2 separate regions of the Homo sapiens genome follow, and region 1 is linked to region 2. The links are chromatin loops, found by intact Hi-C in ENCODE. Cell type or tissue: IMR-90. All regions are shown on one strand.

The links. Peaks named below come from ENCODE experiments on the same cell type or tissue, not always from the same donor. Only the 100,000 strongest peaks of a DNase experiment are listed, where the experiment ranks them.
Region 1: a loop joins it to region 2, with 3 times the contacts of the local background. A loop is called at or near these places in 10 of 110 quality-filtered maps.

The regions. Positions count from the first base shown.
Region 1 is chr11:17,818,425-17,826,424 of GRCh38, reverse strand. The region is part of intron 10 of SERGEF (secretion regulating guanine nucleotide exchange factor); the gene reads left to right. Among named protein-coding and RNA genes, the nearest start is that of KCNC1, 88 kb to the right of the region's middle. In IMR-90, no CTCF peak of the experiment used is centred here; a DNase peak (open chromatin) is centred at 4,214; H3K27ac peaks cover 537 bases.
Region 2 is chr11:17,727,095-17,735,094 of GRCh38, reverse strand. KCNC1 (potassium voltage-gated channel subfamily C member 1) reads right to left here and starts at 314. Exons shown (of 4, transcript NM_001112741.2): 1 at 1-314. RefSeq lists a silencer at 375-474. In IMR-90, CTCF peaks have their summits at 3,881 (motif pointing left) and 4,359 (motif pointing right); a DNase peak (open chromatin) is centred at 3,844; H3K4me3 peaks cover 246 bases; H3K27me3 peaks cover 2,740 bases.

The DNA of each region.
Region 1 (8,000 bases), 91 kb before region 2:
AGTTCTTCAAACTCCCACTGGGGAGCCCGAGAATTAAAAGTCTATACCAGTTGCGGCAAACTTTTGGGATTGCAGATGGTTACAAAATTAGTGTCAATATAGCTGCTTTGCATGGAGTGGATCTGGCAAAGAGGCTTCTAAGCACTGATACATTCCTTTCAGAAATATCAAAGGATATGGCTTGGCATAGCTTTGGGGAGAAACCAACAGTTTTCGAATTCTTGAATAGCATCTACCTTATGGTGAAGATTAAATGATATAATTCATGTCAAGTGTATAATACAGTGCTTGGCACAGATCAGGCCCTTATATGTAGGCTTTTGTTACCATAATTGCACTATGGCAGAGATTACATATATGTTTTGGTAGTTAATTCCCATGATAGGTAGACACCATTTTCATCTTATCTGAGGAAACTGAGTCTCTGGGCTGCTAAAGCCCCCAAAATTACAGAGCTAGTAAGTTATAGAGTAGCAGAGCTGGGATTCAAACCCATACTCTTTCTCTTATAAGATGCTGCCTGTTGTGATACACCAAGAAAGGAACCCTGTGAGTGAGGTGTACTGACTTCATCTTGATGTTTCATCTTTCTGTATACCCTGGCCCTTTTCTAGGGTCATACCATCTTGCTGTTTCTTATTCTTAAAATCATACACCTAATGTCCAAGCTTCAGAGCTTTCTGTATTTACCAGTCCCCATTCTCTCTGTGAGTGAAGTGATCTCTCACAGTCTTCCATAAGCTCTAAAGTAGGAAACCAAAAGCATGTGTGCAAACCATGGAACTCTCTGGCTTTATTCAATGAGTATCTAAGAGCTAATGAACTGCACATAGAATTTAGAGGAACGTTGACTAGGATTTGATCAGAAAATGGTACTTTCCAGGACATTCAGGGCACCCACAAACACTAGGTAGAGTTTGTTCAGAAAAGAAAATGCTTACATTTGACTTCTGTGAGTGATTGGGATTCATTTTCCTTTCAGAAAACAAGAACCAAGTCACGCTCTCTTGCTCTTTCATGGTTGCTAGGAAGCTAAAGCCAACCTGGATGCTCAATTTCGGCATGTATATAAGCTCCTAGGGCTGGCATTTGGATACGCCTCCTTTCCATGGTTTTGAATTTCCGCTTGTATTTTATTTACTGTATTATAGGAATACCCTTTCAAAGGAGATGAGCTTAGAGTAAGTAAATCAATAAAAACTATAAGCCCCTAGAGGTCAAGGACCATTTTCATTTACTTTAGTGTCCCCAGCACATAACTCAGTATCTGGCGTATAGTAGATGCTCAGTAAATGTTTGTCAGTTGAATGGATGAAAGTGATTAATGAATCAGCATTCAAAATGACTTAAGAATGCCATCTCTGGTACCTTCCTTTGGACTTTCAGATAACAAGGCCATCAAGGTGGAAGCTTTAGAAGGTGTTCCTTGGATTTTGGAGGTCTATCATTAAGAAAGTGTGTGCACATTGCTAGACATCGGAAATAATATTGGCTTAGACAAGACAGAAGCATTTTCTCTCACTGTTATGGACTGAATTGTTTCTCCCCAAAATTCGTAGATTAAATCCCTAACCCCCAATGTGACTGTATTTGGAGATAAGGTATTTAAGGAGGTAATGAAGGTTAAGTGAGGTCTTAAGGATGGAGCCCTAATCTAATATGACATATCATTATGAGATGCAGAAGAGACACTAGGAATTGCTCTCCCTTTACATGCAGAGGAAAGGCCATGTGAGGACACAGCAAGAAGGCAGCCATCTGCAGGCCAGGGAGAGACTTGCTAGAAACCAACTCTGATGGCACCTTGATTGTAGACGTCTAGCTTCTAGAACTGTGAGAAAATTAATTTCTGTTGTTTCAGCTACCCAGTCTGTGGTATTTTTTGTTATGGCAGCCCAAGCAGACTAATACATTCACGCATGACAGGTCTGATGATATCCCCCCACAAGATTGCTATAATAGTTCTACAGATATCAAGGGCCCTAATTATTTCTATCTCTCTGTTTCACTATCCTTAACATAGGCCTTTGTCTTCAAGATTTTCTCAAGGTCCAAGATGGCTGCTAGCAATATTCAGCCAGATAGAAGGGAGAAAGGACAAAGAGAGGCCTTTTTTTTTTTTTTGAGACGGTGTCTCGCTCTGTCACCCAGGCTGGAGTGCAGTGGTGCGATCTTGGCTCACTGCAAGCTCCGCCTCCTGGGTTCACGCCATTCTCCTGCCTCAGCCTCCTGAGTAGCTAGGACTACAGGCGCCCGCCACCACGCCCGGCTAATTTTTTGTATTTTTAGTAGAGACGGGGTTTCACCGTGTTAGCCAGGATGGTCTCAATCTCCTGATGTCGTGATCCGCCCGCCTCGGCCTCCCAAAGTGCTGGGATTACAGGCATGAGCCACCGCGCCCGGCCAAAAAGAGGCCCTTTTAAGGCACTTTCCCTGAAGTGGTACCAAGCAATGTCAACTAAAAACTGGCCAGAGCCTAGTTACATAGCCAAACCTGTCATGAGGGCTGGGAAGTGAGACTTTTAGCTGGGCATATGTTTATCCTGAATAAAATTTGAAGTCTGTTACCAGGAAAGAAGAGGAGAATGGATAATAAGTAGGTAACCAGCAATCTATGCCTCAAAGAGCAGGAGAATTGTGGGGAATAAAGGAAGCTGGAAGTCAGCATCTCACTCATAAAACAGTCCCACTTCTCAGCACCTGAGCAGTACCCTGAGTGCCCTAAGCAAGGTGATGAGAGGAGATGGCTCTCACCTACAGATTAGTCCAAGCCCCGTGCTTGACTGTAGGGCACTACTCAGTTTGGGCCTAGCCACCCTCCCCGCCTTCTCTTCCCCCGTTTGCCAATACCTTGCCCCCAGCCCTGTTCCCCAGATATGCCTGCACTTACCTACATTGCAGTTCCCTCTACTTGGGATGTCCTTTGACACTTTAATATCTTATTATTCTTTCAGGCTCCATCCAAACTGTTCCTCCTGGGAGCACCTAACTTGCTTTCAAAGAGTAGAGCATGGAAAGGGGTTGGGGGAGGGGGATGAGTGAGGAATAGCCTTACAGTGGAGAAACCTGGCAAACACTACCTTGCCCAGGTGACCAAGGTTAACATCATCAGTGATAAATCATGTTGATAGTATATAACTTTTATATAGTGTGATGATAAGGACACTTCACCTCTGTGGTCTTCCTCCTCCAAGCCCATAATCCCAGTCTAACTATGAGTAAAACATCAGAAAAACTCAATTGAGGGACATCCTACAAAATACCTGCTAGTACTCAAAACTGTCAAGATCATCAAAAACAAAGTTGGAGAAACCGTAGCAGACCAGAGGAGACTAAGGAGACATGATGGCTAAATGTAATACGGTATCCTGGAGCAGAGAAAGGACATTAGGGAGAAACTAGCAAAATCTAAATACAATATGACGTTTGGCTAATAGTAATGTACCAGTGCTGGTCCCTTAGTTGTAACAGATGTACCACAGTAATATAAGATGTTGACAATGGGGGAAACTGGGGGAGGGATATTTGGGAACTTAGTACTATCTTTAAAACTTTTCTGTAAACCTAAAGCTATTCTAAAATTAAGAGTTTATTAAATGAAATCTCTGTGCTCCTCCTCACTGATGGTATGACTTGGGCAAGTCACTTGACCCCTCTAGGCTCGGTTCTTCGATGTAAAATGGGGGTGACGTACCTTCACTGCAGGATAGGAAAAAAACTTCAGTGAGACAGTGTGCCTGATGGCACTTTGGAATCAGTGAGCCTTGGCCCTTGGGATGGCTTTGGGTGCTTCACACGTTATTGTTCAAATGCAGATTCCACTCCTGCCTCTCTGAAACTCCACACAGGGAGCCGCTCCAGAGGTTTCCCCAAAGGCTGCAGTTGCTGGTACCTAGCAAAACCCTGCCCTGTCCCCATTTGGAGTTCTTTTTCAGCCAGAATTTCTGTGTGGGTAACTTCCCCTTCACCTCTCTTGATAGCTTGCTCTTATAGACTAAGATTGCATTTTTATTTTCATATTTCACTTCATTTTTCCCCCTTGAATTTAGTTTTTCTCTTTAGGAATCAGCATATGACTCAAACTGCCAGTTCTAAATTTAGTATCGCCTGTGATACGGAGAATGCATTTAGTGCTGCCTGGGATATGTATTTGGAAATAATGGTTTTATTTATCCACATCCAGTAATTCTGCTGCCTGCCTGCTGGGTTCTTTCAGGAAAGAGTTTGTCATCTCCTTTCCTCCTAATGATGAAATGTTGCTTGCTCAAGTCCCAGAGGCCCAGCCTGAGCCAGATGCTGGTGACTTGAGTCTCTGTTTAATTAAACAATACCATTCCCAGGATTCTGCAGTCATAAGGTTCTGTCTATGGCTTCTGTTTAGAGGGAGTTTGGAAATAGGTCTAGAAGGGGCTCATGGACTCTTTGGATCCTGTAGGCTTATTTCTGGGCCTCAGGCTGGTAAGATTTACCCCTTTTTTGGGGAGAATTGCCCTTTCAGTGCTGAAATATGTGGAAGGAGGGGGAAGCTCTACGTGTATGTAGCTGTGTCCTATGTTGTGGATGCTGAGGACTTAGAAGCAGTAAATCACATTACTCTCTTGCCCTCTGAGAAGCTCTTCTCTTTTGAGTGAGATGGACACATATACACATGATTAGAGTGCAATGTAAGAACTGCTGTATTACAGCAATGTACTTGGCACGGAATTAATATAGAGAGATTAATCTATGTGATAAGGAAAGGCATGCAGAGAAGAGGTGATATCTCAGTAGAGTTTTGAAGGATAATTTTATAGGTGTTTGTAAGGGAATGAGGAGGGCATTCTAGGCAGAGGGAATAGCATATGCAAAGACATGGAGGCATGACATAGCATATTATGTTTGAGGAACTGCAATTAATTCATTTATTTAAAAAAATGTATGGAGCACCTACCGTCTACCTGGTGCCATGCTAATCATTAGGGTTTTGATAATGACCAAGTTAGATAAGGTTCCATTCTCCCAAAGCTTGCATTCTTGTAACGTAGTTTGTATGAGGGAGATGAGGGGTGATACATGATAAGTTAAGGAGATAGGCAGTGTGTATTAGCATAATAATATGAATAATTATTAGTATTCGTAACCTAAAAATTATTAGTCTCCCATAATAAAGTACCACAATCTGTGTGGTTTATGATAGGAATTTATTCTCTCATATTTATGCTCTCACTTCTGGAGGCCAGATGTCCAAAATCAAGGTGTCAGCAGGGCCATGCTCCCTCTGGAGGCTCTAGGAGAGACAGTTCTCTTGACTCTTCCATCTTCTGGTGTTTCCAGGCATTCCTTGGCTTGTGGCTGCAAAAACCCTGACCCTGCCTCTGTCTTCACGTGGCCTTCTCTGTGTGATGCATCTTTTCTTCTTTCTCTTATAAAGAAGAGAGATTGCACTCATTCCAAGGTCTTTAACTTGGTTACATCTGCAGAGAGTCTGTGGGCTCTAGGGGAGAATCTGTTCTTTGACCCTTCCAGCTTCTGGTGGCTGCTGCCATTCCTTGACTTGTGGCCACATCACTCCAGTCCCTGCCTCCATGGTCACACTGCCTCCTCCTCTTTTGTCTGTGTGTCAGATTTCCCTCTGCTTTTCTCTTGTGATGACATTTAGGCTCACTCAGATAATCTAGGACAAGCTTCTTATTTCAAAATCCTTAACTTAATTATATGTGCAAAGACCCTTTTTCCATAAAAGGTCACATTCACAAGTTCTGGGGGTTAAGGCATTGACTAACATCTTTTGGAGGACCATTGTTCAACCCACTATACAGTCCAAGATTGTAAGGTCTTTGTATATTCACCTTATGAGGTAGGTTTTATCATCCTCATTTTTCAGATGAAGACACTGAGACTCAGAGAAATTAAGTGATTTGCCCAAGGTAATTCAAAAAGGAAGTAGCAGAACCAGTGATTGCAACCTGGCTTTGTCCGACTTTGAAGCCCATTCTCTTCCTCCCATGGCACACTGACCAGAATTGTTTAGAAGTCTGTCCTTTGGCTTAATACACAAGTGTCCAGTTGAGGGGGTTGCAGGGAGCCACACCTAGCTATTACCAGGCAGTATGACCTTAGTGGGAGCTAGTTTGAGAGAACTGTTAGAGGATCGAGAGCAGGCTGCAGTGGATATGGGCAGGAAGTTTGGGGGAGGGAGGGCAGTGGGGATGGGGGTGACAATGAAGAGAAGGGGCTTGGAGTTCAGGACAAGGGCAGGAATACCCACCAAATGAGGGAAATAGCACTTAAAGGAAAAGTAGGGCCAGGTGCAGTGGCTCATGCCTATAATCCCAGCACTTTGGGAGGCTGAGGCAGGAGGATCATTTGAGCCCAGGAGCTCGAGAGCAGCCAGGACAACATAGTGAAACCCCGCCTCTACAAAAAAAAATTTTTTTTTAATTAGCCAAGTGTGGTGGTGTGCACTTTTAGTCCCAGCTCCCCTGGAGGCTGTCGGGGAGGATCGCTTGAGCCTGGGAGGTTGAGGCTGCATTGAGCTTTGATAGTGCCACTGCACTCCAGCCTGGGCAATAGAGTGAGACCCTATCTCAACAACAACAACAACAAAAAAGCAAAAGTGGGCCATGCTTTACCATCGTAGAGTTTTGCCCAGCACCTCTGGTTCTTTGATGTGTGAGGGGCTCCTATGCTTGCCTACAACTGGGAAGGTCTCTGACTGGGGTGGATATAAGCTGGAGGGCCTGAGATGTGTAGAGAAGGACTCTCTGGGTTTGTATTATTCATTCCTCCTGAGCATTGCCATGAGTGAGCACTGGAAATTCAGAGATGAACATGTTTTGGTCCTGCACCGGAGGCAGAGTGGCAGAGTAGAAAAAGATCAAGAACCAAATCCCTGCTCTGCCTCTCATTCACCGTGTGACCTCAGATGAGGCACTTTAGCTTTCCAAGCCTCTGTTTTGTTATCTGAAGAATACAGATTTTTTTGAGCTTTGAAGGAGATAAAAATGAAAAGTGAGTGGCACACCCCTGGAATATAATAGGGTCAATGAATGTTACTTTCATTTAATCAAAAAACTCTCTTGCTGAGCAGAGCAATTGTTTCCAAACTGGAGGTTCTGCAGCCTTGGAGTCCTCAGAGTCTATAACACATACACCTACATGCACCATTGTTTTCAAATATTGTAGATGGCATGGTGTTGACTAAAATACAGTTGCATTTATAGGCTTTACTGAATTAATGGTGACTCTTGGTTATTAAGTATTGCTTTGATTGGTGTATATGAAGATCCTGAAATTCTTTGATATTAAAAAGGAGTCTTCAGACTCAAATATGTTGGCAACCACTGGCGTACCATGGAAGATAGAGATATAAACTGACAAATAAGATTATGGGTGAATAGTGTTATTACAGAGCTATTGCAGAAGCATAGAGGAAAGCTAGACAGCTGCCTGAAGAAATCTGGGAAGGAGGAGGTGATACTTAGGCTAGGCTTTCAAAGATGAGTAGGAGTTTCCCTCCTTTGGAGAGAGGGCCTTGCAAGTATAGGGAACAGCAGGTTCAAAGTCTAGGTGGCAAGGACTTCAGTTTTGGTGGGAGGTGGAGTGGGAGACAGGCCAGAAAAGGAGCTAGGAGCAGGGTCAGGACCAGGCCTTGAATGCCATGCTATAGAGTTTAAGATCACCTTAGGCAGGGGAAATCAGGGGCGGAGTTTAGATAGAGGAGTAATAGTGTTTGACCTTTTAGAAAGATCATTGCCTTTGCAGCTTGGAGAGTAGAGCTGGAGAGACCTGTGAAAAGGAGGCAGTTGTGGAGGAGCAGAGTGGGACTCACAGCAGAGCACTAAAGCACAAAGTCTCAGGCAGTATATACCCTGGGCCTAAATCCTAGCTGTACTCCTTAACAGCTAAGTGATCCAATTACTCAGTCTCTCAGTTCCTCAATTTTCTTATCTGTGTGATGGATATAATAATGTATCTATCTCATGGGATTTTTGTGGAATATAAATAAGGTACATATGTAT
Region 2 (8,000 bases):
AGCTGCACGGGGCCAGGCGGGGGTTCTCCTGGCTGGGTTTGATTTGCGGGGCCGGCGGGCACTGGCTCCGGTGCCTCTGCGCCCCGCACTCCGCTCCTCGCTTCGGGCAGGCGGTGGGCGCTGCCGGCCGAGACGGGGGCTGCGGAGGTCGGGCGGGGAGGCGGGGGTGGCGGGTCCGGGCGCGGCGAGGTGAGGCCAGCGAGGCCGGTGAGGCGAGGCGCGGAGCGGCCGCTGCCGCCGCCGCCGCGACGCTGCTGCCGCCCGGGCTGCTGCTCCGCTTGCTGCTCGCCCGTCGCCTGCTCGTTCGCGCGGTCCGCGTCCAGCCCGCCGCTCTCCGGACACGGGCACACGGCGCGCGCAGCCGCACTCGCCCCCGGAGGAAGGCGCCGCGCTGGGTCCTAAAAAGCCCTGATTCCGCGCCCCCCTCCCAGCCCCGCACCGAGCCCGGCCTCCCTCAACCTCGGCGCTGGGGGCGCCCGCCCCGCGCGGCTCCTGCTGCTCCCGGGGGACCCGCCCACGGTCCGCCCTCGGGGAACGCCACTCCAGGGGCGGGGGCTCCGAGAGACGTCTGGGCCCGCGCCCCCGGGTCAGACTGAGGTGAGAAGGGCGTTGGCACCCTCCCCTTGCCTTCCAAACCAGGGACCATCTGATCCCTGGTGAGACAAAGCTCTCCCGGAGTTTTGTCATCAGAGACACCCTGGCCCGGACCAGTGCTGACCGCTCCAAGGAATCCTTTAATACCGACCCTTCTCGCGGAACCTGGAGGCCCCATGTTCCTTCCATGGGTAATGTCTTGCATGAACCCCAACACACACACACACACACACACACCACGTTATCCTCTACGCCCTCCACTAACAATCAATCCTGGACCCCTATTAACCCCTTTGGACTCCTTACTGACCCTGGGCCCTTTATAGCTTCAGACAGAGGGAGTCTCCCATGAGTGCCACATCCATCCAAGCTCACGGACTCTCCCACACTAACCCTGGATCCCTAGGTGGAGACCCCTTATGAAAAGGACCTTCTGCCCTCAGAGGTCAGAAGCAGCAACTGCTCGTAGTTTCCCTGAGCACTGACACCCCCACCCCGCACTTCCTAGGGCTTCAACTGCCCTGGGTGATAAGCTGGTGTTATGTCTGGGAGCTGGGTGGGAGCTGCTGCTTGCTGTGATTCCTCCATCTTCACAGTTGGTCCTGGGGGTGGGAGTTCCAGTTTGAACCTCAAAGCCTTCCTGGCCCATGCCTGCTGCTAGTGCCTTGGTTTACTCAGTAAAGCAATCACTCCTTTACTCCTTACTTGTTTCAGGATCCGTCCCAGGCACAAGGACACAAGAGATGAATCTGACCCAGCCTCTGGCCTTGAGAAGCTCCCAGCCTTCTGGGGAGGTGGCCAGGTGGGCCTAGGCAGGACTGGGGAGGTCAGGCCCGTCTCCAGGGGTGGCTGGGGTGGGAAAGAGGCTTATTGATCCCAGCTCAACCCAATCGAACACAGGATGCCTGGGCAAAGGGCGATTTAATTAAGAAGATATGAGGCTTTTATTACTGCTGGCACTTTCTAACTGTGCAGACAGCTGTCCCTCTACCCTGACCCACAGATGCCGTTGTGAGCCTGGGGACAAAGCTGTGCCACAGACATCGCTCTCCTTACTTGGCCAGGGGAATCCCAATCTAGCCACAGGAAAATCTGTGTGTGGTGGGTAAAAGGCTTGAAGGGGTGGAGAGGGGCAGGGCAAGGATTGACAGATGGGAATAGGACAAGGGGAGAGACAGAGAGGCTAAATTAAGTCAGAAATGGGCAGAGTTGGGCAGAGACAAAGAGAGGGTTGGATTTTGGGGCCTGCATGGCACCTCCTCCCTCCAGATATTGATCTGTGTGATTCCTCTAAATAGGAGCTGTTTCCCCTTCAATCTCAGAGTAATGCAGGGATGAGAGTGATTTTGAGTGTCCCTTTCACCCTGACCAGTGTGAGTCCCCATCTCCTAACCACAAGGAAGCCTGGCCTGGTGTGGCCCGGCCTGGTGTGGCCCATCCTGGCCCATATTCAGATCCCCGGGACATGGGTTCTCAGGAAATTCTGTCCCAACATTGGTAGAAGATGAAATAGAAATGGAGAATCCAGAAGGAAGAGAAAAAGGTGGACACAGAGGCAGACACATACACACACACACACACACACACACACACACACACACACACACACACACAGCTGGGAGAAATCAAGATGGGGAGAGACAAGAAAGCAGCCTCTCCAAACCTTCCTTTCTTTCTACCCAGATGTCCAGCCCCTCTTCTCACCCAAGAATCTTCTGGGATTCTACTAGCCATAGGGTTCCAGGACTTCACCTCTCTCTTCACCTGCAGAACCACACGGGATCAGAGTATGGCTCCTGATCTTCTCCATAGCTCATCTGATCTCCATAAAAGGACCATCAGCTCCTCCAGGGCTTCTTGTTTGCTTCCCTCCAGAGTGCCCAGAATACAGTAGATCCTCACTAAGGTCCAGATGATTTGAGAAAGGCTAGGAGAGAGGCTGGGATCCTAGAACCCAAGTGGCAGAGACTGTGGGAGTCTGGAACACCTAATGGAGACCAAGTCAGGAGGAGGGACTTACCCAGGGTTTTTTAGGGAATCAGTGCAGGGCCCCATCACTACGCCATGGCGAGTCCTAATAGGGGGCTGCAGTGTGACCCAGGCAGTTGGGGAGGGGGCACAGAGAGACAGAGAGAAACAAGGGGCTCCTGGTAGGCAGAAGGTTGGGTGATTAGGGGCTCTGGACGATGTGTTAGAAAGAGGGAGGTAGGCCAGGGTTGGAGGCAGAAGGAATGTGAAAGGGTATTCATTGCACCCTAAAGCCCATTACACCCTAAAATCCCCCAAGAGGTAAGCAGAGAAAACTCAGACACAGGAGCCTCCCCAGCAGGAGAGGGTAGCTGTTCCCAATGTGCCCCACACTGTTCCACTTTAGGATTCTCACTTTGATCCCTGATGACACACCCCCAGCCCAGGCCCCAAAGAATGGCCTCCCTTGTGGATCCTGAACAGGACATCAAACTTTCTTCTCTCACTTCCCCTTCACACTGCGAGAATGCTAGCATTTGCAAACAGCCTAGGAAAACCAAGAGGGCAACACAGAAGAAATCAACAAAAACCAAAAACCAGAAAACAGAGAAACAGAGGGTTTTGGGGGGAAATAGGAGGAAGAATGACTAACCATTCCCTAGCTTCTCACTCGCAAACACTAACGACAGACCCCCAGCTAGACTGAAAACCTCACTCCTTTTCCACTTTGGAGCAGCACCTCCTATTCGCAGCCATTTGCCCCTCCCTTGCAGAAGAAAGCTTGTGGTCTGGTGCCAGAGGGTCTTTGGTAGCTGGGGCTGGTGGGGGTGGGAGCAGTTGTGGTGTGGTATGTTCAGTGGCTAAGAGCACAGACTTTAAAACCAGACTGCCTGGATTCAAATCCCAGCTCCAGTACTGACTAGCTGTGACCTTGGGCAAGTTACTCAACTTCTCTGTGCCTCGTTTTTTGCTTTTACTGTTGTATTGAAATAATAATAATAACTCCTGTATCCTTAACATCTAAGTTCTAGAATTTCTCTTGTTTAGGCCCAAGGAGGGATTGCTGGGCTTCAGTAAGCTTCATGTAGGAAAGGCTAGAATATAAGCTGGTGTTGGGAGTGGACTAAAAAAAAGGTGAAGGGAGTTCTGAAGCCAAGTTTGGCCTATGTTTTCCCACCTGGCACTTGCAGGCCTTAGATCTGGTCCTGCTAAGCTCTGGAACTGGCCCAAGTCCAGCCCCTAGGCTTTTGTCCAGGTTGGCACATCCTCCATGCTGCTCTCCCAGGCCCAGAGCCTCAGCCCTCCTGGTGGGCTGGGGTGCCATCTTGTGGCCATGGCTGGGAACTAACCTAAGCTGGGTATTGACCGAGAAGGCTTTGAGGATAGTAACCCTGCTCTGATGGTAAGCCGTGGGGGTGGCAGACATCCCCTCCCTAGACCATACCGCCTGCCTCCAATGGTCAGGGAAGATTGAATCCAGAGATGCCGTAGTGGGAAATTGGCGACCTTGGCCACAGATCTGTAGGTTGAGCAGTGACCCTGGTAACCTGGGCTGAGCTGCAGCGAGGTATACAGCTAGCTGTTCCTTCTTGGAAACTCTGGGGCAGGGGCACCAACATGGCTTAGGCCATGGGAAGTCCAGAAAGGGGCCAAGGTGAAGAATACTCTTGGAAGGTGTCTAGACCAGGGTTTCTCAACTTCTGCACTGTTGACATCTTGGCTCAGATGTAATCCTTTGCCAGGGTTGGGGCCGGGTGCTGTACTGTGCATTGCAGGATATTTAGCAGGCCTCTGTCCACTAGGTGTCGGTAGAAGCCTCTTCCCTAGCAGTGATCACCAAAAAGGTCTACAGACACTGCCAAATGTACCCTGGGAGGTAAAATTTCTTCCGGTTGAGAGAACCACTGATGTAGACAGACTTGGTTACAAATCCCATTTTTGCTATTCACTAGCTGCGTCAACTAGTCCCATTCCCTCTCTAGGCTTCTATTTCCTCATTATCCATAAAGGGACCAATGTCTGGTAAGGATTAAATGACATGGTACCTCATTTCCTCTTCTTCCCTTTTCTCCCTTCCCTCGGGCTCCCTAGCCCACTTCTCATCCCTCTGTGACCAGCCCTTACACCCCCTCCCCCTCATGGACTCCTACCATCCTTCAGCAATGTCCCTTAGGGTGTCAGTGTGGCCCTGGGGACAGAGCATTAGCCCTCCCTGGGCCTGGATGCCTCTCCCTGCAGGCTGTGGGAGGGAGGTGCGGAAGTGTGAGATGAGATGATGGCTGTGGTGAACATGGTCAGGTGTGCATATATGTAAGGAGGCTGGGTGGGTACAGGCCCTCCTGCAAGCATGTTCACAGCAGGACTGTGCAGAGGACACTGAGTTCTCCTCCCAGAAGCAGCTGGAGACTCGTGGCTACCCTAAAGGTCTTCCCTCTGCGGCTCCTCTGATAGGGAGAGCCTGGCAAGTTCTCTTGTATGTACACCTGTGGATGTGTCAGCCTGCAGGTGAGCATGGTCAGTATGCAGAGGTGGGTCCAGGGTGTGTAGGGCCTGAAGCCTGGAAGTTTTGGGGGTCACTCTTTTAAAAAAAGAAAGCAAAAAAGAATACAAAGTTGGATACAAAAGTGAATATTTATTTAGACTTAGAAAAGGACTCAAGACCAAATATAAATTTTAAGAAGCTGACATATACTACAAATATTTAAAAATACAGAAAAAAGCTTCATATTTTTATTAACTGCACGGCACACCTATATAATGATTTAAAATAAGTTACATTTATTTGGAAGCATTCAGTATGCCAACAAAAACAGATGCAACTTTTTTTGCAATTACAGAATAATATTTAGTTAATACATTTATTTTACATAAGCTACATCGAAGATGACTGGAAATTAAAAAATCATCACCTTCCCTCCAATATAACTATTTTTTTCTGTGTACTAACAAGACCCTGCTTTACATTTCTATGCCAATTTATAGGTCCCGGGTAGTACCAGGCACAGTTAGTAGCTACTGAAAACACCTCCTGGACAGGACTACTTAAAGATACATTATGAAATGCAAGGGACCCAGAAAACTCACAACAGTATTGAAGAAGGAGAGTAAAGCTGGAGGACTCACGCTTCCCAATTTCAAAACTAACTACCACACTACAATAATCAAGACTGTGTGGTATTGGCATAAGGATAGATAGATAGATCAATGGAATAGAATTGAGAGTACAGAAATAAACTCATATATTTATGGTCAATTAATTTTTGACAAGAGTGCCAAGACAATTCAATGGAGAAAGAATCGTCATTTCAATAAATGATGCTGAAACAACTATATATTCATACGCAAAAGAATGAATTTGGATCCCATACTTACACCATATTAAAAATTTTAAATGGACCAAATTCCTAAATGTTAGGGCCAAAGTCATATAACTCTTAGAAGAACTTGAAGTAAGTAATCGTTTCTTAGATGTGATGTCAAAACCATAAGCAAAAAAAAAAAAAAAAAAAAGGAACAGGTAGATAACTTGGATCTTGGATCTCATCAAAATAAAATAGACATTTGTGCTTCAAAGGAAGTGAAAAGAATTCGCAGAATGGGAGATATAATTGCAAATCCTATATCTGATAAGAGTCTGATATCTAGATTAGATAAAGAACTCTCATAACTCAATGTATTAGTCCATTCTCACACTGCTATGAAGAAATACCCAAGACTGGGTAATTTATAAAGGAAAGAGGTTTAATTGACTCACTGTTCCACATTGCTGAGGAGGCCTCAGGAAACTTACAATCATGGCAGAAGGCAAAGGAGAAGCAGGCACCTTCTTCACAGGGTGGCAGGATGTAGTGAATGGAAGCAGGGGAAACATCAGACACTTATAAAACCATCAGATCTCATTGAGAACTCACTATCATGAGAAGAGCATGGGGGAAACCACTCCCAGTGATCCAACTGCCTCCACCTGGTCCTGCCCTTGACACATGGGGATTATGGGGATTACAATTCTAGGTGAGATCTGGGTGGGGACACAGAGCCAAACCATACCACTCAACAACAAAAAGACAACCTAATTTTAAAATGGGCAAAGAATTTGAATGGACATTTCTCCAAAGAAAACATACAAATACTCAATACGCACATGAAAACATGCTCAACATGTGATTAGAGAAATGCAACTCAAAACCCACTTCACACCCACTAGGCTACTTCTAACAAAAAAGACAAACAACAGAATGTTGTCAAGGATGTGGAGACATTGGAACCCCTATATGTTGCTGATGGGAATATAAAATGGTGCAGCTGCTTTGGGGAAAAGTTTGACAGTTCCTCAAAACTTTAAACATAGAGCTGTGATATAGCTAGCAATTCTGCTTTTAGATACATACCCAAGAAAATTGAAAGCACACATTTACACAGACACTTGTACTTGAATGTTCACAGCAGCATTATTCCTAATAGCTAAGAAGTAGAAATAACCCACGTGACCAACAGATGAATGAATTAAAAAAGTGTGATATATCCGTATAATACACTATTATTCAGCATAAAAAGGAATGAAGTATGCTACACGCTGTAAGATAGATGAACTGGCTGGGTGCGGTGGCTCACACCTGTAATCCCAGCACTTTCGGAGGCCGAGGTGGGGGGATCACCTGAGGTCAGGAGTTCAAGACCAGCCTGGCCAACATAGTGAAACCCCATCTCTACTAAAAATACAAAAATTAGGCGAGCGTGGTGGTGGGTGCCTGTAATCCCAGTTACTTGGGAGGCTGAGGCAGAAGAATTGCTTGAACCCAGGAGGTAAAGGTTGCAGTGAGCTGAGATCACGCCACTGTACTCCAGCCTGGGTGACAGAGGGAGACTGTCTCAAAAAAAAAAAAAAAAAAGATAGATGAAGCTTGAAAACATGATGTTGGTGTTAATTGTTGAGGTCTAGTTACAGTGGCATATTATGAATTTTATACATGATTCCTTTCATATGAAATTTCCCAAATACGCAAATCCATAGAGTCAGAAAGTAGGTTAGTGGTTGCCAGGGGCAAGCAGGAGGAAGGGGATAGTGAAGAGTGACAGCTAATGCCTATGGGTTTCTTTTGGGGGTGATGAACATGTTTTGAGATTAGACAGTCGTGATGGTTGCATAGCCTTGTGCATATAGTACAAACCACTGAACTATGCATTTTAAAAAGGTGAATTTTATGGTTGTGAGTTATATCTTAATTTAAAAATTGGGAAAAGTAAAAGAAAGAAGGACCAGTTAACCAGGAGTCTATAATTGAGTTGCCTGTGCTGAGAATAAGCTTCTCAGTTTGTTGTGGTCCCGGTTTCCTTATCTGTAAGAGATCTGCTTCATAATCTCTTCTTTCTTTGAAATGCTTTAAGCAAATTATGAAATAATTTCAAAACTGAGACATACTTTTTAAATTTACTAATTT